7 separate regions of the Homo sapiens genome follow, and all the other regions are linked to region 6. Evidence: chromatin loops called from intact Hi-C (ENCODE). Cell type or tissue: heart right ventricle. All regions are shown on one strand. Region 1 has its middle 5.7 kb from the start of HSD11B1-AS1. Region 2 holds the start of LOC107985256 (a long non-coding RNA gene). Region 3 overlaps LOC107985256 (a long non-coding RNA gene). Region 4 holds the start of MIR4260 (microRNA 4260). Region 5 overlaps CAMK1G (calcium/calmodulin dependent protein kinase IG). Region 6 overlaps HSD11B1-AS1 (HSD11B1 antisense RNA 1). Region 7 overlaps LAMB3 (laminin subunit beta 3).

Region 1 (4,000 bases), 56 kb after region 6:
TATATAGAAACAGAGAGTAGAAAGGTGGTTGGGGTACAGGGATGATGGGGAGACAGCGGTCAAAGGGCACAAAGTTTCAGTTATGTAAAATAAATAAGCCTAGAGATCTAATGTACAATATAGGGGCAGCAAAACTCCACCTCCATTCTCAGAGAGTCCTGGCTGAGCCCAAGAATTAAACTGATATAAGACAGATTAACAGAAGACAAGCAAACAAATTTATTTAATAGAAATTTTGCATGGCACAGGAGAACCTCATAAGGAAATAAAGACCCAAAGAAGCAGTTAGAGTCAGTTACAAACTCAGTATACTGAATTTGACAAAGAATAGCACACTGTGAAATGTGATAAGGCAAGTGGCTTGGGCTAGGGTATTTAATTGGGTAGAGATGCAACTAGGAAGATAAGGGTTAGTTTAACAAGGTTTGTTTGTACAGATTTCTCTTGGCTTCAGCTTCTCATCCTTGATGATAAGACTGTTCCTTTTTTTTTCCTACTACAGGGAGGATGTCTTTCCCATGAGAATGTCATCTGCTTTTAAGAAACAGCTCAAAGGTCAGAGTGATCTTCTTGCACTTGCTGTTTTTTAAGTGCCCTTAACTCAAATAGTCAATATGCCAGAATGGCATATCTTTAACTCCTGAAACATCACGAGGACTATAGTTAATAGTATTGCATCATATACTGGAAATAACAGAGTAGATTTTACGTACTTTTACCACAATAAAAAAAAAAGGTGACTATGTGAGATGATGAATATGTTAACTTGCTTGACTGTAGCCATTATTTCACTATGTAAATGTACAGTCATGCATGGCTTAACAACGGGGATAAGACCGGAGAAATGCATCACAGTTGACTCCATCATTGTTCCAACATCATAGAGTGTATTTACACATACCTAGCTGATAGAACCTACCACACACCTAGGCTGCATGGTATACCTTCCGCTCCTCGGCTACAAACCTGTGCAACATGTTACCATACTGAATACTGCAGGCAATTGTAACACAATGGCAAATATTTGTGTATCTAAACATATCTAAGCATAGAAAATGTAGAGTAAAAATACAATATTATAATCTTATAGGACCACTATCGTATATACGGTCCATCATTGACCAAAACATCATTATGCTATGCATGACTGCATATCAAAAAATCAATTTTTAAAAGATGGAAAAGTACCAGATGAGCACTGGCTGATTTGGGGAGGCTTTCTGGGAAGGATGATAGGAAACAGCAACCCTAGGGGAGGACACATTGGTACACCGCATAACCTGGAATCAGAGGGTGGAAACTGGGGACTGGCCCAAAAGACCCTTAACAATGAGGGGCTGAGGCCCAAGGGACACAATGACAGAGCGTTCGAGCATCTCTCTGCTGAGCGACTCGCTGCCCCGGGACCGCTGGGGTGGTGTGCGTCAGGGGCTCCCTCACACCGTCCTTGAACAGTACCGTGGACCACAAAAGAGCAAGGCTGTCCTAAGGAAAGACTTTGCCTCTTCGCCGGCCTCCCTTTGGGCCGTCAGGGTGGCAGCGCCACCCCGTGGCTGAATGTGGTGGTGTACCACGCTTCACGCAATCTCCTTGCCCAGTGCGTATCAGGTTCTACCCCAGGGCGGCCACCACCTGCACACCAGCGTGCCTACCAGTGAGTCATCGCTTAGGGCCCTGAACTGACCTAGAGGCGGGGCTGGACTCCGGCGTCCGGTAACTCCGCCCGGCTGCTGGGGCCTACGTTTGGCATTGAGCCGTGGGGAACTAGACCTGTTCAATAGCGACAGCTAGTGGTCACCCTCAAAAACAAGGTGCTCTGAACCTCGCGGGGAAAGCGCTGTCAAGATATGGGAAAATCAGGACAGATGATTGGCCTTGAGTGGAAGCTGGCACATTTTCGAAGCCACTCTTGGGTAAAATGGTCTGTCGAAAACCCAAACGCTTTAAAGTGATGTACAACGACCTTGGCTGCCTCTCCAGCCACATCTCGGGCCACCTGCCTTGCTTTTGATTCCCCAAGGACAAAGAACTGCCAGTCCTCTGAAGCACCCTGATGATCCCACTGTGTGTTGGCCATGCCATCTCCTCTGCCCTGAGCGCTCTTCACTCTCCCCATTGCATGGTTAACTCCTGGGCCTCCTTTAAGGTTAGGCCCAACCATTACCTCCTCCAGGAAAACTTCCTTCCCTTCCACCCGGTCCACCTCTCAAGGCTGGGGCAAGTGAGCTCCCACCTCTATCCCATGCCTCTACAGTTTTCTGTATTTGTTTATCACTTGAGTTTATCACACTTTTTAAATTTACCTGAAAATTGCCTTGTGTGTCTGTAACTAAGAGAAGATACTGACTATATTGTACTCATTGTTGCATCTCTAGTACTGAGTGCAATTTTAGGCATTTAGAAGGTATTTAATGTTTAAGAAATAAAGAACTCATAGACCCTCATACTGGGAAAGGCTTTAGAAGAAACGGAGACCCACAGGGGCAAAACAGCCTTGCATTTCAACAGAGAGGCGGAGACGGATCTAAAAGTCAGCTCACTGGATTCCAGTCATTGCCTGTTGCCCTACACCACGCTGTTTTTGCCCCCTGCTGACACCCAATGCACTGAGCTCTCAAGCTGGTGAGAGAGCCTTCCAGCTCTACTGACCCTGCCATCTCCACCATGCCCTAAAGCCCAGCTTGATTCCCTCCCACCCACTTCCTGGAAATCTTTGCTCTCAGAACTAACCTACTTCTTCACTAAACTTCTCCAGCAAACCCACTCCAAGGTTTTATCCTAAAGAAAGTATTTTAAAAGAAGAAAAACAAATAAATGCATGCATGAAGATACCCATTGGCAGCATTATCTGTAAAAGCTAAAAATTAGAAATGACAAAAATCTCCATATAATTAAATAAAATTAAATTCCTCTATATAATTTCCACATGAATAAAATTCCTAATTATATCATGCAAACTAAAACGAGTTTCACTGCAACATTGGAATATTTTTATTTTTACTTTATTGTGTTACCAAACACTTCCATAGTATTTACTATATTTAGGAACTATTCTACTGAATATTAACTAATTTAAATCATCAAAAGAGCCCTATGAGACAGGTGCTATTGTGATTCTCATTATTAGTCAGAACACATTTGTTTTGGTCTAACTTAAAATGGAATTTAAATGACACACAGTGAGAAACACTACGAGCCACTTCAAATGTTTTTCTTCCATGGAGAACAGTGCAAGACACATTCTTTAAAAAACTTAGTTAAATGAGTTTTAAAACTTACAAGTTTAGATCAGACAAAATGCATTGACTCACTGAAACTACTCCATTTTCACACAGCCACAGATCTGCAAGTCCATTTCATCATAACCATTAATAAATCACAAGACAGATGCTCCAAATTGCAGGTGTTGCTAATAGTGATAGCTCACATTTCTTAATGCTTTACAAGTATTATATCTGGTAATCCTATAACAATTCTGTAAAGTAGATATTATCGGTTATAGCCATTTTACAGAGGAGGGAACTGAGATGCAAAGACCTCAAACGTAGTGTTCATGCACTCTAAGCTCAAACAGATAGTAAGGGGCAAAGCCAGGCTTCACACCCAGGCAGTCTGACTTCTGGTGTCCCTGCCCATCTAGCCCCAGGCTGCCACTCAGGACAGCTTCAGAGTGAGCAACAGTCTTGAAGTATAGATGACAGATGTGATAGATAAAGTAATCCTGTTACAAAGTTAAACATAATCACAGCTCTGAATTATTACAATTACAGAAAATTATTATAACATATTAATTTTTATTATGTATATTAAGTTGTATTTGCATTGTATTTGCCAGTGGCTAATTATTATCCTGAGCAATGCTGGGTCACGTGGCTACTGGTTAATGATAAGGAAATTACTAAACACGTTGTGGTACACTAATATTATGAAAGACCATGACGATGTGAAAGCTAAAAAAATGGAAAAAATGTAAAAGCAAAAAATATTTATAATATAGTAT
Region 2 (4,000 bases), 110 kb before region 6:
GTATGCCCTCTCTGCCGACCTCTTTGGGTTATTGGGAGGATTAGCAGAACCAATGGCAAAAAGATTTGTAAACAGCCTGTGGCTCTGCAAGCCTAAGGAAGACGAGTCAGCCTCAGTCCCTCCTGGAGGAGTCTGTGGACAGGCTTCAGGCTCCCTATCCTCAGCCGCGTTAAGATGCAGAACGCAGCCGAGCTATCGCTGTCAGTCACAAGACAGCTTCCTTCACCTTCCCCAGGGGCGCGTCTACCTCCCTTCTGTTTTTAAACTTCCCTAGTTTACCTCTCAAGTGAAGATCTTAAAAGGAGGTCTGGATTCACCACCACCACCACCCCCATCCACACCATGGCCCCTTCTCTCCACGTAACTTTGACGCACAAACATTAACCCTGAGGCTCCCGGAGATGGCTGCCAGGGCTCACGCTGGTCTGGCTGCAGTGCTTGTCTGGCCAGCCTCTTGCTCTGGAGTCAGATAAATTGATCATGAGGAAAGCCTCTGAGAAGGGTCAAGAGAGTCAAGCAGATTCCGCCTTAGGTAAGAAGATGATCTTTTCCAGATCATAAGCTGAAGACAGAACAAGGTCCCTGTCATTCCTGCTGACCCAAGCTTAACCAGAACCAAAGATGAGACCCACCTCTGAAACAGGCCGTAACACAGAGTGCTTAGTAATACCTGATATGGGGACCACACTTTACAGTTTATAATGTGTTTATAATTAATCATCTTTAGGACGATCCCATCAGATGGTGTGGCATGTATTATTTCCCCTTTAGTATAGATGAGACCATTGAAGCTTAGAAGTTAAAGGGTTTGCCTGGGGTTGCAAAGCTGGTGATGGTGGTGGCAACTGAACCCAGATCTATTGATAAATTCAGTGAACTTTCCACGATGCTGCAGATTGCTCTGGTGTGTGTGTGTGTGTGGATGCTTATTAAGAGCACTCTTCAGAAAGTACTCTTTGGGAAAGAAGCTTGAGGTTAGAGTGAGAAATGGTTTGAGCTGGAACCATGAGAGGCTTGGGGCAATAGACATGCTGTCCCCAGCCTCCATGCTGAGAAATCTGAGTGCTTTAGGGATTCAGCCCTTTCAAGATTGTCCGAGCCATGTGTTCCCAGGGTAATCAGTCAGACGTTAGGATTGCATTACAGCATCATAAGGATGAAGGTGGAGATGAGTGACATCCCAGCAACTGCCACCAGGAAAGAGGCAACAGGTTATGTGGTACAGTGACGAGAAGACTAGCGTTGGAATCCAATTCAGTTGTATCATTCACTATCTGTTTGATGTGGGGGATTTTTCTGAACATTTCTACTTATCAGTACCTCAGCTGTAAAATGAGGTTACCTGGAAAGGTGGCCGTGGGGCATTAAACAAGATAATGCATGCAAAGTGCCTAGCGCGGTGCCCCACCCAGGTGCGTGGTCCAGGGCAGCGAATACTATAAAGCCTGGGAGCGATTCTACCTGGAAGTGAAAAAGCATCCCCCTCTAAGAGGAGAGCGCCTCCCTCGCTCCCTCTCCCCCATACACACGCACACAGGGCCAGAAATAAATTGCCACACGAGTGCGCGCGAGTGGCGGCGCCCAGCCGCAGCCTGCCAGCGCCAGCGAGTGAATGAGCTGCAGCATGAATGAGGGGAGCGGCTGAGTCTGCAAACAGGCTGCGTGCCTGGCGCTACAACTGCAGGCGCGCCGCCACGGTCAATGGCGAGGGGGTTGGGGCTGAGTGGGAGCGGCTGCCAGCAAGAAAGCAAACTGAAGCAGGCAGGGGACTGCACGGACTATCCAGGATTGTCAAACCCATGTCCTTGGAGGAAAGGCTGGTAACTCAGAGCTTCCTGACACAGCCCTTCGTCCTGAGTTCAGCCTGTCCTTCCTTTTGTACTCTATCCCTGGTAGGGGAAAGATCCTTCCTCTCCCCTTCTGGAAGCCAGAGTAGAGTGCCTAGCTGGGAAGGTTAATAGTAATGAGCGTCCAACCTGTACAAAAGAGGCACCTCTTGCATGGGATTGGGCTTGAAGGCGGTGTGTGACACACAGTCAGCGTTAACCTTGAAAACTCCTTAGAAAAGTGCCCCAGTGGAGACCTGCATATCACCTGTGAAAAAAACCAACAGAAGTATTATTTCCTCTCTTGTTGCAACAGTTCCCTGTTTTCTTGGTTGAGTACCAGATGAAGTAGTTGGCTTGCATTCAGGCTATGATGTACGAAAAATCATATATCTTTAAACACTTTAGAAACACAGTGAGATGAGATGCTCACACTGTGAAAGGCACGTGGGAGCTGGAACCAGCTGAAGAAATAGCAGATTCCTGTCTCCTGTCCTGTGCTCACCCTGTTTAAGTCCTTATTGGTTTCCCTTTCTCTTTCTCCAGTGCTTAGTGTTTAATTCATGTGCCTATAATGTGGACCCACTGCATGGCACTTTAGAGGTTGCAAACTGCTTTTGTGCCCATTGAAGCATTAGCCCTCCAAAGGAATGCTGAGAAATAGAGCAGGGATCATTATTCACATTCAGCAGATGAGGAAACCAAGGCCCAATATACTTAGCAGCACACTAAGAATAAGCAGCATACCCTGCTCTCTACAATGGCCCCTGTGTGTTGACCTCTCAGCTACCGCATGAAGCCCTAGAGAATGATCTTCACATCCTCTGTAAGAAGCACACAGTAAACCATAAGCAACACATAAATTATGGCTTGTCACTGCAGCAGGAGAGATTTTGTTAAACTTAAATGTAGGTTTGCGCCTTAAATAAACTGCAGGCAACAATTGAAAAACCTTCTCTCTGGGTCATTTTGTGAACAGAAATTGGCATGCAGAGTTGATCTTTGAAATGCAGAATGGCAGTGGCAGAAGGGCTGGGAAATGGAGTGGGTGGTCCTTGGAGTTTCTCTCCAGCCAGAAGCTTCCTGAAGCCTTTAGGTTCCAGAGCCTCAGCTTTGGCAAGCAGATGAGCCACTTGGGTTGCAACCCGTGAACTGGAAGTGAGTTCTGACACAGGCCCAGCCATTCACCTATGACACCACAAGGAGGGTGAAACTGTGACTGATGGCAGAGGGCTGCTCGAAATTTCATCTATCCCTGCAAAATATGAAGAATTACAAAGCATTAGAGATGGCCTAGTCTACATTTTCCAAAGGATGCTCTGAGAAACCCTAGATCCCCGGCACACTAATATTAGTGTTACAGAAGGAAAGAATTTCACTATCTACGAAATTTGGGAAATGCCAGATTAAACAGCATGTGTCTTTAATGGTCCTCAGAGCCTTTAATAAGCTAATGTGGATTGTGAATCTCCAAGAAGGGGGCCAGAGGAGGTAGCAAATCCACCCTACTCACAGAGAGTCACCCAGGACTAAGATACTGAAAAGCAAACTTCAGGGAACTTTAATCTAGTCCAATCTCCTCTGTTCACCAGAGAGGAGGATGGAAACTCAGGGATGTATGGTGATCTGCCTGGGGCTGCACAGCTACGGGATATCAAACCAAGACTGGAACAAGTCTGGGTTCTTTCTGGTATTCTTTTAACCCAGTGGATGATATAAAGTCCAATATGGACCAGAGTCTAGAAAATTGTGTGACCCAGCAAGAAAACTTCCCAACTTTTGCCTTTTACCCTTTTGTAACCAAGCGCTGATAGATTTCCATGATTCGGTGTGCCCCAGCCTGGAGGCAGAGAGCACATTCTTATTAGAGATGATCCAACTGATAACCTCCCTCCCAAGGCCCATAGGCTTTTCTGAGTCATGCTCCCAAAGAATGGAAAATCCCGGAAGCAGAGACTATAAAGCAGTCTTAGGGTAGACTGATTCCTCTAAGGTCAGTAAAAGAGCCAGGCATGATCCAGAAGGCTCTGAGCCTGCTCACTATGCCCCAGAGTGATTCATGCCTCCTTGCTCAGAAGCCCCTAGTGACAGCACCAGCAAAAGGAGGGTGGCTCTTCCCATGGGTAGAATTGAGAACCATTATCTGTGAGCTTAAGATTGCAGAGGTGCTACTC
Region 3 (4,000 bases), 120 kb before region 6:
CACCCTCTCTAGATACGGAGCTCCTTCTGGTGTCTAAATCTTTCCATTTTCAGCTGGGTTACAGGCTATGATAAGATCAACCTTACCTTATAAAGAAATGTCCAAAATGCCTGGCCTGGGCTTACTTCATCGGCTGACACTTGCAGAGCTTCCTAGGGCTATAAAAGGAACAGGGTCTGCCTTGGTGCTGCCCTTTTCTTCTGTCTTTGAAATCTGCCTTCTCGTGCCCAAACCCAGGAGAGGACAGAAGTTTCTCCTTCCTCTTTCCCTTCTCTCCCCTTCACACCATCTTGCTGCCAAACAAGGGGCTGATTTCAGTATCCCTATTTAGGGTCCTCTGGACCTCAAAATCAATCAATAATTTTCTGGCATCACCACATCACCTGGCCTTGCCACCTTCACAAGAATATAATTCTTTGTCTCTTTGCAATCCTTTAGGCTGGTTGTTTTTCCCAAGGTTTTGGAAAACCTGGGCAGACCATTCTTTCTGCTTCCCTCCACCTATTGTGGGGAGGTAGAAATGCTGAAAGCTAAGATCAATACAATCCATAACAAGGACTGGCAATGCCAGCCTGCTTTCTGTCCTCATGCTGAGGACTTGTCTCTTAACATGGAGCAGAAGGAACCAGCCTTGGATCTGGAGTGGCTATTGTGACTCGTTTCCAATTCACTGCACAGAGAAGGAGCCAGGCCATTGTCCTCAGCCCACAGACCTTGCTCTGGAAGCATTGTGCCTGCATTCCACCCCTATGCGAGGTTCTTTCAATCCATCTCTGGAGGTCAAATGTGGACCATGGCACTGAAAGCACTCAGACAAGAGATCTGGTGTTTAAATCAAGCAATTGTTTCCTTTCTCAGGAGTACATTATTTCTGCTGATTTCTACTTATTGTCAGTCCTATTATTTATATATTCCATCTCAGGAACAACAGCAGAGGAGAACATGTAGCTGATGATGATGCTGCTCCCTCAGAAACTCTCCTCCTCCTGAAAGCCTAGAAGAATGGAAGAGAGAAGGAGGGTGGGAGTGAGAGGTGTTCACCTCCCTGCAGGGGATGCAAAGGGAAAGGACAACTGGAAGAAGGATTTTCTTGTTGCTACTCTCCCTAGGGCCAGCTGGGGCTGGATGTGTCCCCAGAAGGCTGTCTGGCTCCCAAGCCCTAGGCATTCTAGTTGTTCAAGAGTCCTGGGTGTCACCCTCCCAAACCCATTATAAGGGAAAGATTTTGTCTTTCACTTGCCTCCCTCTTTCTGACTAAGTCCCCTAACTAGGGCATATATTGATTGGACTCCTTGGAGATGAGAGTGCTCGGGAGCTCAGTAGGGTTCCTCTAGACAGTTATTCCAAGAGGTGAGGGTGCCTGTAACCTCTAAATCACAGGATCTTAAGCTGAGATCTCACTATACATGGAAGTCCTCCGTCCCAGACCTCTGGCTTATGGGTGAGCATGCGTATGCACCCTCTCGCCTTCTGTGTGAACACTGTCCCCTCCTAAGCCCCATTTGCTCCCTTCACCCAGATCTCTGGAGCCACCTTACATACCATATTACATACCATATTGGTCTCTGCCATGTCTCAAACTGATTCAGAGCCCCAATGCGTCCTCTTCCTGAGTGCTTGTCATTTTCCAAGCAATTCACATACATTATCTTATTTAGCACTTATGACCTTCTTATACCCAATTTATGCTTGAGAAACTGAGGCTCAGAAACGTTTTTAAAACTGTCTGACTCAGCCTCTGCACTACAGTGAGTCTCAAAAAGGTGTGCACATATTACAGAATGTCAGGATCTATCCAAGGAAGGGATTCATAAAGGTCATCTATTCACTCAGAAGAACTTTCCAGAATGCCTGTGCCATGCCTGCTCTTTGATGGTCACTGTGGGGGACAGAAAAGACTCTCGGGAAATCCCTGTGATCCCATTGAGTCCTTTCCACAAGTGGGGAAGGGGCCCAGTAATTGTCCCTGGGAAGTCTCCAGAAGGCTGACTTGCTGAGGGAGGCTGCAGACAGCTCCCTCTTAAGGCAGAAGAGGGAGATGGGCGGTGGGGGAGCAGTGACAGCTCACTGCCTGCGCATCGCCTTACCCACAAGAGACACCTGCAAATATGTGTTGGTTCTTAAAATATTAAAGAAAAGGAGCAGCAGTTACTGCCCATATCAGAAATATGATGCTCCGGTTGTGCAATGGGTTACCACGTGGAACTTATACAGAAGAAATATGGAGAATTGTGAGGCAAGGCAGAAGGAGGGGTTGGTCAGACACAGTGCCACCAAGAAAAATCCGTTCTCCCCACCAGTCAGCCAGCGGGGAGGACACAGGCACCTCTGGGCCTGTTGCTAGACAGGGCACTGTCACTAGAGGGCAGTGCAGCTCATTCTTGGGAGTGAGGGAGCCTGGTCATCCCATCTCCCACAGAGCAATCCTGCTGGGAAATCACCGTGTCCCAGCGGGGCAGGGAGGAGCAGCACCTGGAGGTAGGTAGACTCGAGATTCTAGGGGTAGGGGACAAAGGTGACATTACTTTTGATGTTTTTATACACATTCTTTCGTTTTATTTGACCCTGACAGTAGACTCCTGGGGTAGACTGAGATCTTTAGCCCAATTTGACAGATGAGAAGACAAATCATGAAGGTTAGACTCATCCCAGGTTACCCAGCTAATAAAGGTGCCAGGTTCCCTAAGCCCCAGTCCCAAGTTGAATCCAGGGCTGTCTGTAAACATGATGACATGGGCTAGATTCCTTAGTGAAATTCTCACTGTTGTAATTTCTCCCTTTGTTACTTGTGTATTCCCTAGAGCGTTGGGAAGAAACAGAAAAACAAGGTTAAAATGGAATCGCTCAATCAGATACATTGTAAGTAGCTTTGATAAAAGTTTGGATGAGGCAAGGGATACTTATGACTACCCACTTCCTTTGACTCCACTCCTGCTGGCCTTTCCAGGCCACATCCTGGTGACCTTGGAGAGTCATCGCAAATGCCTCCAGCTCTGGATACAGAAATGCATGTGGATAATGAAGGATGCAGAGGTGAAAGGTCCTCCAGTCTCTGCTGAGGATCAGAAGCAGGTTCCCATAGGAAGTGACTAGGTCATAGCCAGAAACCAGAAGCCAAGGGTGATGAGATTCATCCTGTCCTCCATCAACTCTTCCTGGAACATGACATAGACCCAGGCTGGGGTCATTTGGGAATATGATTTAAAGCAGTAGAGGTGATAGATTCTTTTAGCACATAGACACAAATCACACACATGAAGAGAGGGTTGGATGGTCAGATGAAAATCTACATGCCTTGTAGACATTCCACCTGCAAGATCCCCTGCTACCCCCACGTCACCCAAGGTACAGTTAGACATAACCAAATGCTTGATGAACACTGGCAGAGGCTGAGGAGGAGGATTGAAGAATCTGGGAAAGAATACATAGGATGGAGAGGCCCAGGGAAACAGGAGAAAAGAAGAAAGTCCAGGTGGGAAGAGTTGATACCTTCCTCCTAGGCAGAGTGGCCATGAGGACTCAGCCAGACATCCTGGATGAATGGCCCACCTCTGACACACAACTCTCTGCAGCATCTAAAGAAATTGGAAGATGCAACACAAACCAAACAATGGGCCATTTTGTACATTCTTCAGGATTCTGTGTGTCCATGGGGGCAGCCCATGGTAAGCCTGATATGGTTGGGCTGTGTCACCCACCCTAATCTCATTTTGAATTGTAGCTCCCATAATTCTCACATGTCATGGGAGGGACCCAGTGGAAGGTAATTGAATCATGGGTCTTTCCCGTGCTGTTCTCCTGATAGTGAATAAGTCTCATGAGATCTGATGTTTTTATAAAGAGGAGTTCCTCTGCACAAATTCTTTCTGTTTGCCTGCTGCCATCCATGTAAGACAGGACTTGCTCCGCCTTGCCTTCTGCCATGATTGCAAGGCCTCCCCAGTCCATTAAACTCTTTCCTTTATAAATTACCCAGTCTCTGGTACGTCTTTATTAGCAG
Region 4 (4,000 bases), 71 kb before region 6:
AGCCTTCCAGGATGAGCACATCCCCACCTAGATCTTGCCCTTCCTTTACTCTGCACCACTTCAGCTGCATCCTCAGGGTCAATCGGTATGACATTCAGTCGCAGAGCCTTCTGGGTCTCAGGATGGGCTCAGTAAATATTTACTGCTTTGAGCAAAAGCATGGGAGGAGTTGAGACTGCAAATCAAATTAAACTCAGTCCCTGCCTTTATGGAGCTGGAAATCTAATGGGAGACAGGCACATGAACAAGGAAGTACAGCTTTGAGTGAGCGGAGTAAACACAGGTGCTATGATGGCCATGGAAGGGGCCCCCAGCGCCATCTGATAGGTCCAGGGAGGCTGCCTGGAGAGTGGGATGCCTAGATTCCTAGAGGATGAGCAGGAGCTAGACAGGTCAGCAGAGGTGGGAGAGGGGAGACGATCCAGAGAGAGGAAAAACATTCGCAAAGGCAAGAGGCAAGAGAAAGTGTGTTTGTGTATGCACACTCGCATGTGTGTATGTATTTGTGTGTCTATGCCGTAAAGCAATAGGGTGTGAATGACAGAGTCAGACAATTAGGCTTGAAGCCTACCTGCACCACTGCCAAGCTAGATGCCTTTAGGCAAGTTGCTTAACCTCTCTGTGCCTAGATTACTTGTGTGCAAAGTGGAAGTAATAAGAGTACTTAGTTCATGTAGTCAGGAATAAATGATGTAATACATGCAAAGCACTTGGAACAGTGCCTGGACTCAGTTAGAACTTAATAAGCCTTAACTATTCATTTTGTCAATTCCATTTGAAGAACTGGGAAAGGCGATGTTTCCTCCTCCCTCCACAGACTTTCCACTCTCCCTCCCACACTGTGACCCTATATCGGACAGCAGCCAGCGCTCAGTGGCTTCTGCACCAGGACTCTGGAGACCAGAGTCCAAGCCCACCGCTACAGAAAATTTTCCTGGGTTTCCCCCTGGGGCCAGGCCTCTCTCAGGCCCTGCTTTTTCTCTCTGACCCTGGACTCATCATAAGACTTGACCTGAGATACAAGTATAAGAGAGAGGACAAAAGGGGCCTGGCAGCTCCCTGTCTGTTCACATGAGCCTCAGCTGCACCCGGCAGGAGAGAATTCCAACTCACCTCCCACCCACTGAGGCCAGAGCCCTGGCTGAGATTAATGCAGGATGAGTGGCCATTCAGCCTCACTGGACTTGACTCAGGGGCAAGAATCCCTTATCCATGAGCCTAAGCCCCACACCTTGACCTCCCCCATCATCCACGTTTGTGGGGCACAATCTCCCTACATCCCCAGGTAATATTTTCCCCAGGTGAGTGCCTCAAGGCCTTATGCAAGTCATGAGACCTCAGAAGAACTTTCCTGCCCCTCTCTGACCTGCCACCTGCACTCAGGAGGGGACTTCGGCCTATCTGGGGCAAAAACACTGTAATAGTAGCAAGAGGAGCCACTGTCATTACACCAAGCCCTGGGCTCGTATTAACTGGGCTCCCAGCCAAGCAAATAACCTGGCAGGAACCAGAAATCTAACAATATCAACTCTTGTTCCTGAGGCACTTTTCCTTTTTCAAAACACATTTTACATCAGTTATTTGATCCTCAGAATAAACTTGTGAAATACTACCGTCCCCATTTATAGAAGCAAAAGATGAGGCAAAGAGAAAAGCAGCCTGCCCAATGTCACACGAGTCTCCCGGGTCCTGTTTAGGGATCTTTCCATTGTACAGCCCTTCCTCACTCCCCAGAGCAGTGAGGAAGGGTGTCTGGTTCATTTATTCATGCCACCAATGTCAGATGTCTTTCTGTGTCTGGCCTTATGTTAGGTGCTGGTGACACAGTAGTCAACAAGACAGACAACCATCCTTGCCCTCCTGGAGTCCCCATTCTAGTGGAGTGACAATCCACTTGTTGACAACTGAATGAGGGTGAGTAGTGCAAGGAAAGTAAGATGATGGGGGACAAACAGATCGGATGGTCAGGAAACACCTCTCTGGGGAGATGACCCAGAGGACAAGAAGCAGCAGCCCTGGAAAGAGGACTTCAGGCAGACAAAGAGCAAATAAACATCCCTGAAGCAGGCAAGAGCCTGACATGTTCAAGGACAGCCAGTGAACAAAGCAGAGAAGAGCCCAAGGTCACTCCCAAGAGATGGACAGAGGCCAGGCTCTGTAGCCACGATGGGAGTTGAGAGCTCATTCCAAGAACAAGGTGAAGCCACTGAAGGATTTTAAGCAGGAGTGAGATGTGATCTGACTTATGCATTTTAAAAGAGATATTTCAGCTGTTGTGTTGAGAATGAGAATGGGTCACAAGGGATTGGAGTGGGTGGGGAGGGCAGACGGGAGAACGAGAAGGTCATGGCCATGGTGCCAAGGAGAAGTGGAGGCCTGGATGTTGCAGGCCTGGGACTAGGGAGGGAGGGCTGGCTGATGCACTGAACATGGGAATGCGGGACAGGCAGGACTGGAACAGCAGCCAAGGTGGGGTGGAGACTGGGCTCACCTGTTAGGAAGTCCCGGACCTGCTGGATTAGGAGCCGTGTGCGTCTGACATCTTCCTCCATCTGGGAGCGGCTGGCGCTCACCTGGGTCTCCAAGCGCTGGGCACTGGATTGAATCTGTGAGGCAGATTCCTCGGCTGCCCTAATCTGTTGACATACACTCTAGGTCAGAAGGGGTAAGGCCCCAAGGGAACCTCTCAGCAGCCCCACGATTCTGCGGATCATCCTCTATGCCAAGACCTACCTAGGAAGCATTTGTAACCAACCCAGCTTACATGTGGATGTTCAGTAAAAGAGAAAAAAAACTATCTTGCACTTGCTGTGGCACCTTAAGCAGGTCACCTAAAATCTCTGGACTTTAGTGTAAAATGGGAACTCTGACTTGCCCGGGGGATCTATCCTGTCTGCCTCCTCCTACCTGTGCCCACCCCGCCTCGGCTGCACTTACCATCTGCCTGGTCCGCTGGAGCTGGGCATTGAAGCCCCGCAGCTGCTCAGCCACCTGCCCCGCCATCAAGAAGGCCCCACCGGCCCTGGGAAGGACACCCCTGCAGCGGGAGCCACAGGCTGTGCCATTGTCTTGGGGACATAGCTCACCAGGGCATGATATTGGGGTGCAAGCCATCTGCCTGGAGTTGCCACAGAGCTGTGGACAGATGGCGGTGTTAAAGAGGCTACCCAAAGCCCCTCAATAACCAATCCCACCCCACACCTGGGAAACCAACAGCCAGACATCTCCATGACAACCAAGCACCAGAAACAGCCAGACATCTCCATGAGAGCTAAGGACCAGAAACTGGTTTCCTTGGCAACCACTGAGCTCACAGTGAGCAGTACAAGGGTCGGGATGGCTGGGGGAGTGGGGTTCTCACAGGGGCAGATCTGCCCTAATAGGAAGCAGGTGGCAGCAGTTGGTGTGTGACAAGCTGGGGTGTGGGCTCCAGGAAGTGGGACTCCATGCCCCAAGTCACCTTGTTGAAGGTGGGTGTCAGGTCAGGCAACGAAGACATCTCCAGCCTCAGGGCCACAAGCTTGGGGCTGCCGGTGCCTCCTCCTCCTCCCGCCTGCCGCACCAGCCTCTCTGCCTCTCTCCGGCTGTCCCTGAGCTGGTCCAAAAGGCGCGAGCTGTCGGAGACCTGCTGAGCAGCCTGGGCTGACTGCTCGTAGGCTGTGCTCAGCATCCGGAAGGCTCCTGTGGCGAGAAGCATGAGGAATGGAGATGGAGGAGGAGCAGGAGGGAGAGGGGGTGGCATGCCCACCACGGCAGTGCCCATGCCCGGGGTTATCCGGGTGCCCCTCTCCTCACCTGAAGGATCAGCACTGCTTATTTTTTCAAACTGCTCCCTCTTCCTCTGATACATAGTAAGGAGACCATTGAAGCTTCTGTCAAGACTCTCCAGGTCTCTCGGAAGGGACAACGTCTCCTCCTCCAGGGGCAGATCCAGCTGCAGGCCCTGGAGAGTTCGCCTGAGAAGGGAGAGGAGCTTACACTAAAATATAGGAGGGAGTTT
Region 5 (4,000 bases), 91 kb before region 6:
TTTCTGCACCCAAAGGCATTGCTCACTTTGATTGAGTTGATGGGTCAGTTCAGTCAATTAGCTAAGTTTAGTCGGACAGCTGTCCTAGCTGATTTTTTTTTTTTTGGCAACAAATTGATGAGCAAATCCACTGGTGGCAGAACTGGTTTGTGCACACAGGCTGGAGAGTAATTAGCTCAAAGGAACAAAAATCAATTGAGGGCCAACATCAGGAACAATTAATAATTAAGGAGGCAGCATAAGATTTGGAAATTAGCTTCAATTTATAACAAAGCAAATGGAGGTTCAGCACCCCAACCATCTTGATGAAGGCAACACTACAAATCATCATATGTTTACAGCAAGACTCTTACCACAGACCCTTGTGAAACCCTTATGGTGTACCAAAAGTGTATTAGGCACATGAACACAGGATCAGAACCACAAGGATGAGGCAGACAAAATTCCTTACCCTCAGGAGCCTATGCTGGATACAGAGGTGCCTATAAGAAAATCCAACAAAATCGGATGTGAGTCACACTAGCAGAAGGCAGAGTTTGGAGGAGATAAAGATTCATTTTGCCTATGCATATGTTTTTATGAGTATGAGTTATTGGACCACTTTCAAAGAAGATGGACCTTGATAGATGAGTCAAACTTTGTGGGGGCAAGAAAGGCAATGCAGAAAGGGAATTCAGGCCAAGACTAGCATAAACTTTAATGTAGAACCATGAAAGTGCAAGGGCTTTTAGGGAAGAGTGAGTATTGGAAATCCCTGAATTTAGAGTATATAGTATTAAAAGACAAGTGATGAAACTAAAATCATGAAATGAGACCTGATTACAAAGGATCTTAGATGCCATGATAAGGAATGTTGGCTTTATTCTGTGGGCAAAAAGAAGTCATCAAAGGATTTTAAGTGAGGAGTCACATTGTCTGATTAACATGTTGGAGCTATCCCTCTCAGGCACAGTGGAGGATGGATTGGAGGGTGCCAGCCTAGAGGACAGGAGGCTAATTATAAGACTTTCACAATAATTTAGGCATGGGTTGAGAATACAAGCAAAGGTAGTGGCAGAATCATATGTGCCTAAAAGGACTAGATACTAGAGATGTTTCAAAGAGAGAAGTGATTGGGTTTGGGGTTGACTAGTGAAAGTATACAGGACAAAAGCATAAAAAGAGACCCTGAGATTGAGCAATCAAGTGGACAACAATATAATTGCTAGGGGTGGAGAACAAAGAGGATATGTAGGCTTGGATGAAATAGAAAGAAATTGGTTGGAACATACTGAATATGAGTATCCACCTATCTCAACATGAAGGCATTTCATAACATGCTGGAGACACAGGTCTAGGATCCAGGGATATTAGGGCAAAGAAAGACTCTCAACTAATTGAGAGCAAGGACCATGTCATTTTTCTTATTATTGCCTTGTATCAACAGTATTTGTGCTCAATAAATGTTTGTTCATTGAGTGAATAATTGATAAATTAATGTTAGCATTGCCAGCTTCTGAGTATAGTTGAATTCATCAAGAGACAACTGACACAGGTCTATATTTTCTAAAATATCGTAAAGAAGATAGCTACTATTGATTATGTGTTTACTATTACCCAGACACTGTATTAAGCATTATGCATTATCTCCTTTTATCCTGATACAATTCTATAAGAGACACATACTTTTCAGACAAGGAAAGTAAAGATTTGAAAACTGGAATAAGCCAGCTGAAGTTATCTAATTGCCTGAGCTAGATCTGAACCCAGGCCTGACTGACTCTGAGCCTAAGTCCTTAACCCCTGTGCTGCACAGCCAGGAGTAAACTTCCTAGAGAATTTCCTCCTTTACAGGCAGGCACAGCATTGCTGCCTGGCAAGCCGAGCCCCTCTGCTAATATGATTATTCTGCTTGACTCAGTCTCTGAGTAACCCCAAACAAGGGTAATGTAGGGCTGGACTTCTCCACCATGATGCTGTCGACATTTTGAAACAGATAATTATTTGTGGTGCTGGGGGCTGTACTGTGCAGTGTTGGATGTTTAGCAGCATTTCCGCCTCTACCCACTAGATGCCAGCAGCACCTTCCCCTGCCCTAGTCGTGACAATCAAACATGTCTCAAGATATTGCCAAATGTTCCCTGAGAGGCAAAATAGTCCCTGGTTGAGAATCACCATCTAAGTCATCCCACAGAACTAACCCTAAAAATAAGCATCTACCTTGCTTCTCGCAATATCTTGGAACACTAATTTTTCAACACTTCCTCCGTGGTTATCCATGAGGAGGCTCAGCTCACCTGAATCCCTCCCATTGTATACAGGTTGAGCATTCCTAATCTAAAATCCAAAATGCTCCAAAATCAGAAACATTTTTAGCATTGACAGGATGCCACAAATAGAAAATTCCACAGCTGACCTCATGTGACAGGTCACAGTCAAAATGTATTCAAAGCTTTATTTCATGCACAAAATTATTTTTTAAATATTATGTAAAATTACCTACCAGCTATGTGTATAAGGTACACATGAGACATAAATGAACTTCATGTTTAGACTTGGGTCCCATCTCTAAGGTATATCATTATGTATATGCAAATATTCCAAAAACTCTTCTAGTCTCAAACATTTTAGATATGGGATACTCAACCTGTACTTTTTAAGTGCAATATTTCTAACATCTGAATACCTACTTTGTAGAATAACCTAGTGTTGGGTACTCCCTTAGCCTTCCTCCATTCTTCTAACTGTCTCTTTTAGTAAAGTTTAAAGAGATTCCTGGCATAACAAGGAAGTGTTTGTTTCCTGAAGGAAGGATGATCAATTATTCATTCAGTAAACACGGACCGAGCACCTCCACAGGAATCTTTTCTCTGGGATTAATTTGTGACAGTCTACTTATTATGAAGGCTTCACAGAGACCTAGTCTTCCTAAACATTGCCATCAAAAGCCTCCAACAGAAACTTTTGGGCTAGGTCTGCATTATTTGTCTGTACAACCTGAACCACATACCTTTCATCATGCACTTTATTTTTCCCAGGATCAAGCATGAAAACATTGTGACCCTGGAGGACATCTATGAGAGCACCACCCACTACTACCTGGTCATGCAGCTGTAAGTAAAAGGTGACTTGCTTCCTTCACAGAGGCCTGGTGGGGCCTGGGAGGCCTACAGGAGGTTGGTCGCTGGTGAGGGATGGACAGCAATTCAAAGACAAAAATGAAGACTTCATTCAGGAGGCTCAGAAATGCCAAGGGTCCTTTTAGACTGAGTGTGCCTCTGGTCATGGGCAGGTTCTATGTGGGCCACAGGGTAAACCTGGGCTGATTATTAAGCTCCTTTGCACCAGGACAACCCTATCAGTGGTTAGAATATTTCCTACCAGTCAGCAAATAGCTGCGACCCCAACCCATCCATGTCCTTCTGCTGCCCCACCCCTCCTCGCCCCTTGCAACCAAACGACCGAAGGGGTAATGCCAGACTAACAAGGAGTCACCAGAACCCTTTTCTGGCACTGTGGCTTCAGTCCTTTTGGACCAATACATGTTAATCAAATTGGATAGTAAATGTTTTAACATCACTCCAGCATAAAATTACTGTAGGAGCAGAAGCCACAGGTAGATATATTTCAATATAAAGAAAGATTTTCCCAAAACAGAGTCACCCAAAGTTAAAGACAGGCTGTGATTGTATGTGTCCATCTGTAGGACAGAAGTGGTGCTTCATTAGCAAGGTCTCTGCGTCATTGCTGCATCCAAACAACAGCTCTGCCTGACAGCAACTGCTGTAGAGGTTGGTCAGTGTTCATAAGGGCTCAGCATTGGGCTCAAAGACACTTCTGTTTATAAAGTACACACACACACACAAATACACACACTTGCACATGCACAGACATACACGCACTCACACACCACTCTGCAATCTCAGCGTGGCTGGACACAACGTGGTTTTTGGCTGATGGGCTGATTACTAAGAAACTTTAACGAGATAACTCAGGCCTAAGCACCTGATTAACTGGGGGC
Region 6 (4,000 bases):
AATTAAACTTAAGCATTGGAAGATAAAATTGAGGAAATCTCCCAGAAAATAGGATGAAATGGAAAGAGATTAAAAAAATAAGACATAGAAAGATAAGAAACTTAAAAGATCAGCTCAGGAGCTCTAATATCTTCTATTAAGAAGTCCAAAAAGAAAGCACAGAGCAAATGAAAGAGAATAAAATACTCAAAAAAATTTCTCTAAAATTTACCAAAATACAAGATTTGAATTTCCATATTCAGTGGACCCAGTGGGTGCCCAACACAATGAACCACAAAAACAAAACTCATCAAAGAATATTATTGGAAATGTTAGAACCCCAGGAATAAAAGGACCCCAAAAGTCCTGGAGAAAGAAAAATAGTTCACAAACCAAGGGTCAGAAATCTGAACAGCAGTTGGACCTCTCAGTGTCAACACTGGAAGCTAGAAACTGAAAGGCAAGACAGCAACATCTTCCAATTCTCAGAGAAAACTTACCTAGAAATCCTTACCCGGCCAAAAAACAATCAAGGAGAAGGTAATACAAGGACAAGCGGATGGGGCTGACCAGAACTGTCACACTGTCCTTTATTTGGCCGGGGTCAGATGGATTAATGCCCTCTTAAAGATGTTAAAAATGTGAAACATCACTCCTGCATACAAGGTCTCAAAACATTTCCTTATCATACATGAGGAAGTAAATCAAGAAAGAGAAAAACGGGAGTTCCCATTCCCAAAGGAAAGTCCCCAGATTCAGGGAACAGGAGGACTAAAGTCTTCAGTAAAATGTCTCCAAGAAAAAAATAAAGGAGCTCATAGATTACTCAATTAATTTGACCTATTTATTTGAATTTTATATCTCTTGTCAGAGGGTTTGAAGGACCTGTACAACTAAGAAAGCAAACAAATCAAAATGAAGTGATTATTAACTCCCAGGAATTCAATGAAGACTAGAAGAAAAGAAATGCATCATAGTATACTATATTGTTCAGCTGTAAACAATTAATCATAATAATACAAACACTATTGATTTAATTAAAATTGTGTTATTATAATATTAGGAATCTAGAAAAAAGGGAATGGGTGTTTGTGTGTTGTAAAAACGCAAAATCCCAGTATTCCTTAGCAGGAAATGAATAAGTAATTTCCAAAATTGCAAAATCAAATAGCAGTAAAAGCACATCGTTTACAAATGTGGAGTTGGTTTTCAGGGGAAAATAAATTAAGATTTAAAAGCGATTTGCCTGTCAGTGGGACCAGGGCTGAGAAAGGAAAGAGCAAGGATTGTTGTCACTAGTTGTAAACCTTTTGTACTAGGTGACTTTTTAAGCCCTCCTCATGTATTATATTAATAAATGTAAAAACTAGTTTATTTAAAAAAAAAAAAAAAGGAAATGGCTCAGTTATAACACAGCAGTCTCCCAGGGAATACATTCTACCAACCAGTCAGCATGTTGATGTCTGGAGCCATTAAGTCTCTAACAAGCTAAAGTTAAAAGTATTTACCTAATTACCCAAAGTAGAAGTTCGGACCGGTATGTCTACAGGTTACTTTAGAATCACCTGGGGACTGTCAAAGAAAACCAGAGCTAGAGAGCAGTTAAAGTGGTAAAAACAGGTTTTAATCGGGACTATTGCAATGGAGGAAAAGAGATCTCAGTAAAGAACTGGACTCAATTCCAAATACACCATGGGAAGTGAGTGATAATTTACACTCAAAGAGCAGGATGGTGACTGGTGGATGGAAAATTTCTAAGAGGAAACATCAAGGTTGGGGTAAGGAGGGTTCTGGCTGAAAGGAAACAGGATTATTTCTGAAGACAGGCCAGGGTGGTCAGGCACCCCCTGGGGGATGATGGCAAATGAAAAAACCAATTAGAGATCAAGGAATCGGGTATTAAAATGGCGGGGGGGGGGGTGGGGGCTCGGTTCTTGCTAAATTGACTTAGCAGGATTCTTTGTAAAACTGGATTTTACAAGGAAGTGCCCAGATGGGCCTAGAAGGTTCAGGAGCCTGACTAAAGTTTGGCCAGAAAAATCTTTGTCAGGAACTTTGCAAAAAATCCAGATTCCTAGGTCCCACCCTTAATAAGCCAGACTCAACAGGATTTGGTGGGGTCTAAGGATCTGCCCTTAGTTCCCCCAGATGATTCATGGAGGTTTGGGAATCACTGGACTAGAGTGGAAATCAGGAGTGTGTGTTAGGAGGAGCAAGGGAATCAGTTTACATGTATTTTATGTGTGTGTAACTATTTCTGTATATTTAAGTCTCTCTCCCTCCCTCCTTCATTCTCTTTTATTTTCAGTTAACCCATAAATCCCTCTGGACTGCTGACGGCATTGCCAGAAATTAAGTAGCCATCCGAGCTGTCTCTCCCACTCCTGGGGCTCCCTCTGCTGGCAGAAGCATGTTAAAATTCTTAGCATCCTAAATCTAGAAATTCTCGTTCAGTTCCCTATTAGGTCAGTTTTTTGAGACTGTTGCCAAACCCTCAAATTTCATGAATCCTCCCATCAGATATAAAATACAAAGTGAAGCCTGGGAAAACTTTCTTGCCTTAAATTTGTGAATATATAAAGATTAGGAGGGAGCAGGACAAGGCAGAAATGAAAATGAAAGGTATATGCTGTGGTCAATACTGAGGAAGAGGAGACATTTGAGAATTTAAGTTCCCACCTTCTTCTTCCTGGCCCTCCCCCAGGAGATATGAATAGATGGGGAAGCTGCATGTAGCTGCTTTCCAAAAAATGCAAAGAAGGAAACAAGTTAGACTAAAAAGCTCACTGAATTTGGAAGCAGAAGGCAAGGATTCAATATCCACCCGTCCTCTACTTCCTCGATTCTCAAAAGAAGTGGTCTCCTTTTCCAGAGCCATGTGCCATATCATCTGGAGTATGACTCCATAAATCATATCCTTCCAGTGATCTTGTTTTTAGATTCTACTGGATCTTTCCCACAAACAGAAAGGATGCTCAGCCCAGCACACTGTCTGGCACAAATGCTCAATGCATTTGAGCATTTGAATGAAAGTTTAACTCATTTCTATCCCCCAAATCAAAACCCTCTTTCAGATCTCCATGCTTCTCAAGTGCCTCAAAATTGTGGACCAGTAAACATTGCATTCCCTCAGGTACTTCACTCTTCAACTCACAGCATTTCCACTTTAGCTCCTCTGGAACTCTCAGGCAAAGATCTCCAATGATTCCTTTATGCCAGACCCCCTGTATTCTTGGCACTTCTCACCTTCCTTGACCTCTCCCATCTCACTGAGACCTGTTCCCTTGGGTTCTGTGCTCTCTGTCCTCCTGCTCCCAGCTCACCGTTGTTCTCCTTTGCTGGCCCTCCCCTTCCGCCCAACCCTCAAACATGAGTGTAAGATTTCCCTCTTAGCCTTCACTCTGTCCCTGGTGGCTTCATCTACTCCTATGGTTGCAACATTAACTTCCATGATTTAATTCTCCCAATTCTATATCTTTAACCTGGACCTTTCTTCTGAGTTCCAAATACCTACCAGACATCTGTATCTGGATGTATAAGAATCAGTTCATCCATTACACACTCAAAAAATGCTTACTGAGCACCTACCCTGTGCCAAGCACCGTACTAACTCTGGAGATGCAGGGGCAAGCAAGGTGGAAATGGTCTCTGCCTTCCCAGAACTATCTAATGGGAAAGGCAGACAGTGAATGGCTAGGAGTAAAAAGTGATGAGTGCAATGATTAGAGAAATGCCTAGGGTTCAGAGAGCACTTTTTCTGGTCCCCAGCATTCCCTGAAGGTGTGACTTTGAAGAGCAGTACCTGAATGATAAGGAATTGGGGCAAGGGGAGGTTCCTGGGGAAGAATTTCAAAAATAATGAAGAACTTGTAAAGCTGTAATAGGTAGTTTGGACTTTATCCTAAAGACAATAAGGAGCCACTGAATCTTCTGAAGCAGAGAAATGTGCTGATCAGTTGTGGTGTGAAGAACTGGATGGATTAGAGCCCAAGGGGAACTTCACAGTGCTGGGATATTCATG
Region 7 (4,000 bases), 49 kb before region 6:
TGGTCTGACCTTGAAGCTTATCACAGGGAAGGCTAAGGCAGAGAGAGCACTTTGGGAAGAAACGGGGCTTCTCCAGCTGACTCAGCTCAGTTACCACAGAAACTGGAGACCTGTCGCTGGCTGAAATACCTGAGCACTTAAAATAATCCTTTCTGGGCAAGAGAAGGCCCTTGCTAGAGCCTGACTCCCCTCCAGACCCCTATTTTGGTCCCTGGCAGTGAGCATGCCCTTCTTTATACTCTTCCCAGCCTCTCAGGAACAAACTTTTCCACTCCCGTCCTCTGTCTGCACTCAGCACATGTCCTGAGGAGAGACAAGGGCCAGCTGCCTTCCGGCCGCCTGTCACCAGAGCTTTCTCCCCAGCTCTGCTGGGAGCTGGTCCAGCCCTTCCCTGGTCAAGAGAGTGCCAGAAACAAGCCTCTTTCTTTCCCTGGGCCATGGGACAAGGAGCTGGAGACTGCGGAAATGCCCCTGATACTCCCAAACGACAGGATATTATGTAACTATTAAAAACACTGTTTAGAGAAAAAATTTTAATTGCATGGAGAAATGATTATATTATGTTTTATGAAAAAAAGCTGGGCATACACTTGCATATACATTATAATCTCAAATATATGTGTGTGTGTGAATATATATATATGTATATATTTCCATTTAAAGGAATGTAAAGTATTTGGAAGGAAATACACCAATATATTAAGTGAAAACATGAAATTGCTGATATTCACCCATTTTGACCTACAAAAATGGCAACTGCATACAGTTCAACCTGATATCTCTGGGTAGTGGAATCATAGATAACTTTTTTTCCTTCTCTGTTATTTTTTATTATGTTTAAGCTTTTTTGTTTGTTTGTTTGTTTGTTTTTTGAGATAGGGTCTCACTCTCTCACCCAGACTCTGGAGTGCAGTGCCGCGATCTCTGCTCACTGCAACCCTCTGCCTCCCAGGCTCAAGCGATTCTCCCGCCTCGGCCTCCCGAGTAGCTAGGATTACAGGCACATGCCACTATGCCCAGCTAATTTTTGTATTTTTAGTAGAGACGGGATTTCACCATGTTGGCCAGGCTGGTCTCGAACTCCTGACCTCAAATGATCCACCCACCCCAGCCTCCCAAAGTGCTGAGATTACAGGTGTGAGCCACTTGCACCCAGCTTGTTTAAATTTTTATACCTTGGATACATATTAACTTTTATATTCAGGAGAGCAAATAGTATCATAAAACAAAACCAACTAAAAATGGCCAGGGTTTATTGCCCTGCTCCTCCCTCAGTCTTCATGGGGATAATCTGGGGCACCCATGCCTTCTTCTCCTTCTGTCCACGTGTGCAGGCACTGATGGCAGGATCAGATGGCATCATAGGCTTACAAACTGCATGCTGCTTATCACAGTAACATAGCCGAAGGAGGAATTTACCTCAATCCTCAGAGACAGGCTAAGCCAACAGGCAAGACAGGTATTTTAAGTAGCTCTGCCTGTCAACGAGCTAGCAGGACAGAAGCCTGAAATAGAGTAGTTTATGGCAGAAGCCCACATGAAGACAAGCTGCTAATTTATCCTTCCCCTCTGGGTCTCAGTTTCCCTTTCTGCTTTATTCTTGTATGCTTATATGTAGGGTGCACACATTTGTAAGCGTCGTGTGCATGTGTGATTCTCAGTGTGAGAATCTCTCATATGTGATATGCCCCCATCTCTCCCAGTGATGGCAGCTCTCTGCTGCAGCTGCCTCCCTCTCTGGGGTCATTTGGCTGGCATTCTCCTGGCTGCATTACCTCAGAGACACAGTACTATTATCAATTCAGCCTGTCAGGCCTCCAGCCAGTTTGGCTCCTACTTGCTCTCCAGCTGGAAAGGCTAGGCCTTCTCCCTTATCCTAGAGCTTTCTAGAAGCTCAGCAGTCTGGCTGGAAGATGAACCCTCCCAGAGAGCCAGGGGAGGGCAAAGGAGCAAGAGGGCAAGAGCCAGCAGGGGCCTGAATCATGGTGGAGATGGGTGGAAAAGGAGGGCACACACAACTAAAAACTCTGAGCCTTTGTAAAACACAGAGCTAATTCTGGGGGAGAATAGGAAAACAGGCTCTGATTATGCATGGCCCAGCTCCCTCCCATGAGGAAGCCAGAGGGCTGTCTGAGTTCATCTAAGAAGCTACGATCGGGTCATGGCCACCAGCCAGGGCCAAAAGCAAAAAAAAAAAAAAAATCTAGCTGCCTTCAAGAAAATACATTTCCTCCACTTCCACATTCCTATTGGTGAAATACAAGGGTTGAATGAGATAATAAAGTTCCATCTTGTTCTAACATGCTCTTAGAGTTCTTCCCTGCTCTAGCACATCAGCCCAGAAGTTAAAGGTACTCTCAGCAAGTAGACAAAGAAAGCAAGAGAAAAACAAGACATTCCCCAGATGCTATCCTGGAGAAACACTTTTTCCAGCAATATGGACAGGGAGAAGGAGATCCTTGAGGCCTATGGTCAGTCAGGCCTCCATTAGAACCCACCGCAGTTCAAAAGCCTCAGCATTTCTATGTCAATGCATATTGGCAATGAAGATCAAAAGGCAGCACCTAGTGCAGGCGCTGGGTGGGAGGACAGCCGTATGTGAGATACTTTCAACTTTGTGTTTTTCCTTATCACGAAGTGAAATTTTGACCAAAGCCTTAACTCAGTACAGCTGTTATTTCCATCCTAACTAAATTCAGAAATCACTCTCTGAAGCTGATTATAGAGATGATATATGCTACACACTCAAAAATTACACTGCACCAGCCTCAGTCCTCAGCAGTGTACATATATTATCTTATTCCATCCTTCAAAAATCTCTGAGGTAGCTATACTACATTTACAAATGGTAGGTATCCCCATTTTGCAGATTAGGAAAGTGATAAGTTAAGAAATGTGTCCAAGCCCATAAAGTTAGCAAGGGATGAAGCACAGATTCTTGTCCCACCTGTCTGACTCCAAAACTACCTGTGCTGTTCTTTTTTTTTTTTCTTTCCTCCCCAGCATACTGGTGCTGTTCTGATTCAAGGAGCATAGCAGTCACTTGGCAATCACTGAAAATTTCAGAGTTGGTTTTCAGGAAACTCCCTTCTTCTGCTTCATTCCACCCCACTGGAAAGGCAACCTCAACTTCAGCACAGACATCTCCAGAAAGAGGGATGTCCCCTGGACCTGAGTGCAGAAAGTTGGCTAGTGTGCCGGGGACCTCTACAGGTCCTGCCAGTGGCAATGGCTACAGACCCTCATATGGCACCCAGGCAGGGGGTAGATGGCCAGGAAAAGAAGCAAGGTAGGTCTGCAAGACAGTTCCCAGAGGCTTCTGTGGGCCTGGACCCCAGAAGCAATGGAGTGAGAAGCCAGGCTAGCAAAGTTGTGAGGCCATCCAGGTTTGTCTTCGGGCCTTCCCATTTCACATTTCTCCTCTCTGCTTTTAACCTCACAAGGCCTACCCCTTAGCCCATAACAATTAGGACCCAAGAATCTCACATTCCACCAACCCAAGTTTTGCTTCTCTCTGATAGCAATTTTTCCCTACAATGTCCCTTTCCATTTTCTTCTATCCCCTCAAAACAAGACTCATTTTGGGTCTCGTGGGTCCCTTTGCAAAAGTCACATCTAAGTTTCTGATAAACATAGTCTTGCTGAGGGATGAATGGCAGGTCATAGATTGATATGGTGCTTTTCTCAAGGCTATCTGTGTTTTAAACAAGGAACTCAGTAATGCTTCATCCAAAACAGTAAACTCCCAAGGTAGAGCTCTGGAAGCTTTAGACCTGCTTAGGGCTTCTGGGAAACAAAAAAGCAGATATTTTGGGCCGGGGGGAGTGGCTCACACCTGTAATCCAGCACTTTGGGAGGCCAAGGCGGGCAGATCGCTTGAGGTCAGGAGTTCGAGACCAGCCTGGCCAACATGGTGAAACCCTGTCTCTACTAAAAATACAAAAATCAACTGGGCATGGTGGCATATGCCTGTAATCCCAGCTACTCAGGAAGCTGAGGC

The links. Peaks named below come from ENCODE experiments on the same cell type or tissue, not always from the same donor. Only the 100,000 strongest peaks of a DNase experiment are listed, where the experiment ranks them.
Region 1: it touches region 6 in a loop (4-fold over the local background); 71 of 110 quality-filtered maps call a loop at or near these places.
Region 2: it touches region 6 in a loop (5-fold over the local background); 104 of 110 quality-filtered maps call a loop at or near these places.
Region 3: it touches region 6 in a loop (11-fold over the local background); 105 of 110 quality-filtered maps call a loop at or near these places.
Region 4: a loop joins it to region 6, with 3 times the contacts of the local background. A loop is called at or near these places in 46 of 110 quality-filtered maps.
Region 5: it touches region 6 in a loop (10-fold over the local background); 64 of 110 quality-filtered maps call a loop at or near these places.
Region 7: it touches region 6 in a loop (3-fold over the local background); 52 of 110 quality-filtered maps call a loop at or near these places.

The regions. Positions count from the first base shown.
Region 1 is chr1:209,746,244-209,750,243 of GRCh38, forward strand. No RefSeq gene overlaps it. Among named protein-coding and RNA genes, the nearest start is that of HSD11B1-AS1, 5.7 kb to the left of the region's middle. RefSeq lists an enhancer at 1,890-1,979. In heart right ventricle, a CTCF peak has its summit at 1,715; a DNase peak (open chromatin) is centred at 1,658; H3K4me3 peaks cover 740 bases; H3K27ac peaks cover 1,925 bases.
Region 2 is chr1:209,584,225-209,588,224 of GRCh38, forward strand. All of the region lies in intron 1 of CAMK1G (calcium/calmodulin dependent protein kinase IG), which reads left to right. LOC107985256 (a long non-coding RNA gene) reads right to left here and starts at 2,141. Exons shown (of 3, transcript XR_001738443.2): 1 at 1,977-2,141. In heart right ventricle, a CTCF peak has its summit at 1,560; a DNase peak (open chromatin) is centred at 1,678; H3K4me3 peaks cover 757 bases; H3K27me3 peaks cover 216 bases.
Region 3 is chr1:209,574,543-209,578,542 of GRCh38, forward strand. LOC107985256 (a long non-coding RNA gene) reads right to left here. Exons shown (of 3, transcript XR_001738443.2): 2 at 2,915-3,155; 3 at 2,526-2,797. Among named protein-coding and RNA genes, the nearest start is that of CAMK1G, 7.2 kb to the right of the region's middle. In heart right ventricle, a CTCF peak has its summit at 2,354 (motif pointing right); a DNase peak (open chromatin) is centred at 2,359.
Region 4 is chr1:209,620,045-209,624,044 of GRCh38, forward strand. LAMB3 (laminin subunit beta 3) reads right to left here. Exons shown (of 23, transcript NM_000228.3): 15 at 3,796-3,956; 16 at 3,461-3,681; 17 at 2,938-3,135; 18 at 2,492-2,636. It overlaps MIR4260 (microRNA 4260), which reads right to left and starts at 3,466; the gene lies at 3,400-3,466. In heart right ventricle, no CTCF peak of the experiment used is centred here; no DNase peak of the experiment used is centred here; H3K27ac peaks cover 1,950 bases.
Region 5 is chr1:209,600,197-209,604,196 of GRCh38, forward strand. It overlaps CAMK1G (calcium/calmodulin dependent protein kinase IG), which reads left to right. Exons shown (of 13, transcript NM_020439.3): 4 at 3,018-3,092. Among named protein-coding and RNA genes, the nearest start is that of CAMK1G, 18 kb to the left of the region's middle. In heart right ventricle, CTCF peaks have their summits at 2,047 (motif pointing right) and 2,252; a DNase peak (open chromatin) is centred at 2,058.
Region 6 is chr1:209,690,720-209,694,719 of GRCh38, forward strand. All of the region lies in intron 1 of HSD11B1-AS1 (HSD11B1 antisense RNA 1), which reads right to left. It also overlaps a transcript of HSD11B1 not described here. Among named protein-coding and RNA genes, the nearest start is that of HSD11B1, 12 kb to the right of the region's middle. In heart right ventricle, CTCF peaks have their summits at 2,367 (motif pointing left) and 2,573; a DNase peak (open chromatin) is centred at 2,362; H3K27ac peaks cover 657 bases.
Region 7 is chr1:209,641,622-209,645,621 of GRCh38, forward strand. All of the region lies in intron 3 of LAMB3 (laminin subunit beta 3), which reads right to left. Among named protein-coding and RNA genes, the nearest start is that of LAMB3, 8.8 kb to the right of the region's middle. In heart right ventricle, a CTCF peak has its summit at 2,098; DNase peaks (open chromatin) are centred at 370, 1,830 and 2,090; H3K27ac peaks cover 4,000 bases.